Linked DNA regions of Homo sapiens: region 2 is linked to region 1. A link is an interaction called in ENCODE POLR2A ChIA-PET data of the cell type or tissue named here. Cell type or tissue: PC-9. All regions are shown on one strand.

Region 1 (2,500 bases):
TACTAAAAATACAAAATTAGCTGGGCGTGGTGGCAGGTGCCAGCTACTTGGAAGGCTGTAATCCCAGCTACTTGGAAGGCTGAGGCAGCTACTTGGAAGGCTGCTTGGAAGGCTGTAATCCCAGCTACTTGGAAGGCTGAGGCAGGAGAATCACTTGAACCGAGGAGGCGGAGGTTGTGGTGAGCCGAGATTGCGCCATTGCACTCCAGCCTGGGCAACAAGAGCGAAACTCCGTCTCCAAAAAAAAAAAAAAAAAAAAAGTAGAATGGTAGTTACTAGGGGGTTGCGGGGGGTTGCGGGGGGAGACATGAAGAGTTGTTTAATACGTATACAGTTTCGTGTTTTTTTTTTTTTTTTTTTGAGATGGAGTCTCGCTGTGTTGCCCAGGCTGGAGTGCACTGGCCTGATCTCAGCTCACTGCAACCTCAGGAGTAGCTGGGATTACAGGTACACTCCACCATGCCCGGCTGGTTTTGTATTTTTAGTAGAGACGGGGTTTCGCCATGTTGCCCAGGCTGATCTTGAACTCCTGACCTCAGGTGATCCACTGGCCTCAGCCTCCCAAAGTGCTGGGATTCCAGGTGTGAGCCACTGCACCCGGCAAGTTTGGTTTTGTAAGATGATAAGAGTTTTGGCAAGTTTGGTTTTGTAAGATGATAAGAGTTTTGGCAAGTTTGGTTTTGTAAGATGATAAGAGTTTTGGCAATCGATTGGTTGCACAATGTGAATGCATTTAACCCTACTAAACTGTACACTTAAAAAACACTTAAGACTATGTATTTTCTATTCTGTGTATTTTACCACAGTTTTTTTTTAAAGTAGGAATATCTGGCTTTGTAATGTTTACAACATAATTGGAGATGAAGTACTTAAATGCACTTCCAGCACTTCCATCTGAGCCATTCCTAAATTCTTTTCCCCTGAACTCTGAGCTACATGAGGACAGAGGCGATTGTTATCTTTTTGTGGTTTGGTAGGGCTTAGTAAGGTTCGATAAATATTTGTTGATGAATGAACATTTGAGTATAGACACATGTTGTGCCTAACTAAAAATGCTTCTACACAAACAGAAAACCAAAGTAATATACTGTGAGTACTTCATGAAAATCTCAAAGACTGTCTATTCTTCCCTGTCCACTTCCTCCTGGCTCTACACTGCATAATGGAAATGCAGACCAACGTCTCAGCTTAGTTGTATGTAACAGAGGCATCGCCTTCTCTAAGATTATGAATGCTTTTTTAACTTACGCATTTCCTGACAGGTAAGAAAATGATCTGGTTTGAAAGAGCAACTCTGTACCAGAGTAAATAGAGAATACAGAAAAATTAAATAATCAAATATACATAATTAGTTGTATCAGCAACCGACCCATTAGCTTTTATTTATTTATTTATTTATTTTGAGACTGATTCTCACTCTGTCACCCAGGCTGGAGTGCAATGGTGCTATCTCAGTTCACTGCAACCTTGGCCTCCCGGGTTCAAGCTATTCTCCTGCCTCAGCCTCCCAAGTAGCTGCAGCGTGCGCCACCACGCCTTGCTAATTTTTGTATTTTTACTAGAGACGGGGTTTCACCATGTTGCTCAGGCTGGTCTCGAACTCATGATCTCAAGTGATCCGCCTGCCCCGGCCTCCCAAAGTGCTGAGATTGGCCGGGCACGGTGGCTCATGCCTGTAATCTCAGCATTTTGAGAGGCCGAGGCGGGCGGATCACGAGGTCAAGAAATCAAGACCACCCTGGCCAACGTGGTGAAACCCTGTCTCTACTAAAAAATACAAAAATTAGCCAGGCGTGGTGGTGGGCACCTGTAATCCCAGCTACTTGGGAGACTGAGGCAGGAGAATCACTTGAACCCTGGAGGCAGAGGTTGCAGTGAGCTGAGATCGTGCCATTGCACTCCAGCCTGGGCGACGGAGTGAGACTCCATCTCAAAAAAAAAAAAAGTGCTGGGATTACAGGTGTGAGCCACCACACCCAGCCCCTGTTAGCTTTTAATTAATATTTAAAAACAAATCCAACTGACCTGTCTATAGATACTTTCATTATTTTTCCAGGAAAGATCTGAGGTGGTTAAGAATACATAAAATAAATAAATTGCAACAAGGTAAATAAAAAGCCTCAATTTTGGGGCTGGGCACAGTGGCTCATACCTGTAATCCCAGTACTTTGGGAGGCCGAGGCAGGTGGCTCACAAGGTCAGGAGATCAAGACCAGCCTGGCCAAGATGGTGAAACCCCGTCTCTACTAAAATTACTAAAATTAGCCGGGTGTGGTGGTGGGCGCCTGTAATCCCAGCTGCTCAGGAGGCTGAGGTACAGAACTGCTTGAACCTGGGAGGTCGAAGTTGCAGTGAGCCAAGATTACGCCACTGCACTCCAGCCTAGTGAAAGAGACTCTGTCTCAAAAAAAAAAAAAAAAAAAAAAAAAAAGCCTCAATTTTCTCATCAATAAAATAAGGACATTATCATCATTTTGTAAAACTATTTATTCTCTAAAAG
Region 2 (2,500 bases), 150 kb before region 1:
GGCTGAGACAACAAAGATGGCAAGGACAATCCTGGACGGTACGATGGTAAGGCTGAGTGGTCCGTAGGTCTTGGGGCTCAGGTCCCACGGGGATTTCTCCCCGAGGCTGAGTACGCAGCCTCCCTGGCTGTCGCTCTGGGAGGTGGCAGAAGGCCTCTGGTGGCTTGTGGCCTGATGTGAATCCCCTCACCTGGAGATAACCTTGGAGGGCCCCCCTGACCTCATGGGTGAGAGCAGCAGCATCCAAGAGCGGAACTGGCCCACAGCTCCACTGGCTGCCTGCTCTGCCCACACCAGTCACTGGGGCATGGAGGAGGCGGCTGGCGGGACTGGCATGACCCTGGTGTTCAGCCTGCAGGGAAGGGAGATGCAGGACTTGGGGTAACTGGTCCAGGTGATCCCGAATGGGTGGGTCTGGGAACTGGCAGGTGGGAGGTGGGAGTGCAGGGGCGCCTCCAGAGTCCTGGGGGCAGATCAGCAAAGCTACTGGCTTTTGGTCTTCCTGATGGGCAATTCTGCAGACAAGCTGATCCATCCTGGTGTTTCCACTCTGGGTCCCCAGTCAGTTACAGGAAGGCTGATGTCTATGTGTGTGTGGGGAGCATGTGTGCAACCAAAAGGGGTTCACCGGCACCAAGGCGAGGCCATGGGAGGCGCTGCCCCACATGCTGCAATGAGCCACATCGAAATCCAACCAATGGCTCAGGCAGCTCACAGGGGACGTGAGGAAGGGCGGGCAGCAGAGCTGGGGCAGGGAGAAGAGCCGTGAAAGGCCATAAGGCTAAGGAGAGAGGCTGGTGAAAAGGCTGGCAGGCTGGTGAGAACCGAGGCAGGCTGGGAGACACTCAGGTTTATGTGCAAAGCTGCGATAAACAACATTCTCAAAGTTCAGTCCTGTTTTCCTGTGAGTTCTCATTTGGGAAACTTGGAGGGATCTCCACACTCTTAATAGAGCTTTAGTAATCCACGTTCGACTCATGAAGAAAGGTGTCAGAGGGAGGGAGGGAAATGAGACAGGCAATGGAGAACGTCTGGGGAGTGGTGATGGCCGTCCAGCCCTCCACCTTGTCAGTGAGTATTTATAGACTGACCGCTGGGGCTGGCCAAGTACCAGGCATTGAGTAATAAGTAGTGTTCTGAGGCCACATGGCCAGCCGTGTTGGGGTGCAGGGCTCCAGCTCTGTTGAGGGGCCCTCCAAAGCTGACCAGGAGGCCAGGTCTCCAAACCTGGCTGCCAAGCGGCCTCGTCCACCCAGGGGACCCCATGCCTGCCCGTGCTGTTAGAGGCCTCATGTTGTCCCAGTGGCAAGAATGCATGTTTCAACCTCCAATAAATTACCTTAGGGACTTTGGGGTAAATTAAATTATTAAAATAAAGTAAACCACCTTAAATATTTATAGTAGGAAAAATTCAAATAAACAATCTAGGCAAGATACGTGTTTCCAGGCCCCAGTCTACTGCTGTGTCCTGGGCTCTGGCCTCTTGGTGTTCTCCTGGGCCTGACCTGGCCAACCAAGAATCTCTTACTGGGAATATCTTTGCCCCCCGACCAGCTGCAGGATGTAAACACAGTGGAGATGTAGTGCCTGCTGCCTCTCAGGGTGCCAGGGAAAGAGGCCTCTGAGATCACTTGAGATCAAGGCAGTGTATTTAGGCATTTATCTATGCACCAGGTCTTGAGACTGACTCTACCTATTTCTGTCCTCAAGGGGTCTGCTGGGAACGTTGGGGCCCCAAGTCACTTTGGCAAGGAAGGCAATTGCAATCACTCCCCAACCCTGAGCCCTGCATGTTTCCACTTCGCCTCCCAGCTCTTGCTGCATCCAGGCTATGGGCAGGGAGATCCAGGGCTCCAGGACACTAAGCAATGGCCCTGGCTACTGCCCTATCATACTCCCTAGTGTCCCAGCAATCTAGAGCAGTGGGGCTGGGAGGAGGAGGTGGTGGAGAGAAGGAGGTGATGGTGATGATGCCCAACAGGGCTCCACCAGGAACCAAACATGGAGCCCTAGAGCAAAGCCTGTTCTTCTCAGCAGTGTCTCCTCCCAAATGAAGGGGTGGATGGTCAGCAGGAAACATCTCTCCGACTCCTTTTCCCCAAAGGCATGGCCAGACATGTATCCTTCTTGGGCTCTTCCAAGAGGGTGGCATGGGCAGAACCAGGCAAGGCTCTCTCTTAGGACCCAGGGATCGGCTCTTGACAGATCTCTCAGTGGATGCTTGGGAAGCCCAGGTTTGGTCTCTCTCCCACTCACTGCCTTCCCCTGGGAAGTCGAAGCTCACCACCCAGGGGCCAGCAGGAGACCCGGCTTTACCTTGATGTGAAAGCTGCATTCTGGCAGTGGCATCACTGCTGTCCCTCCAGGGCCAGGCAATGCTGAGGACACAGCCCCTCGCCTCACCTCGTCTCGTCTCTGCTGGTTCCCTTCTGCTATCCAGGGGCTGGGCTGGTTGAGGCGGGGAGCTTGGCTGCTCTGTCACTCGCTGGGGGGGAGTGCC

The links. Peaks named below come from ENCODE experiments on the same cell type or tissue, not always from the same donor. Only the 100,000 strongest peaks of a DNase experiment are listed, where the experiment ranks them.
Region 2: POLR2A ChIA-PET joins it to region 1 with 23 read pairs; 2 of 35 experiments call an interaction of 5 or more read pairs at or near these places.

Annotation. Positions count from the first base shown.
Region 1 is chr20:36,932,114-36,934,613 of GRCh38, forward strand. All of the region lies in intron 4 of SAMHD1 (SAM and HD domain containing deoxynucleoside triphosphate triphosphohydrolase 1), which reads right to left. Among named protein-coding and RNA genes, the nearest start is that of SAMHD1, 18 kb to the right of the region's middle. In PC-9, no CTCF peak of the experiment used is centred here; a DNase peak (open chromatin) is centred at 968.
Region 2 is chr20:36,784,007-36,786,506 of GRCh38, forward strand. It overlaps MTCL2 (microtubule crosslinking factor 2), which reads right to left. Exons shown (of 15, transcript NM_080627.4): 15 at 1-2,500. The coding sequence ends at 2,479. Among named protein-coding and RNA genes, the nearest start is that of DSN1, 11 kb to the left of the region's middle. In PC-9, no CTCF peak of the experiment used is centred here; no DNase peak of the experiment used is centred here.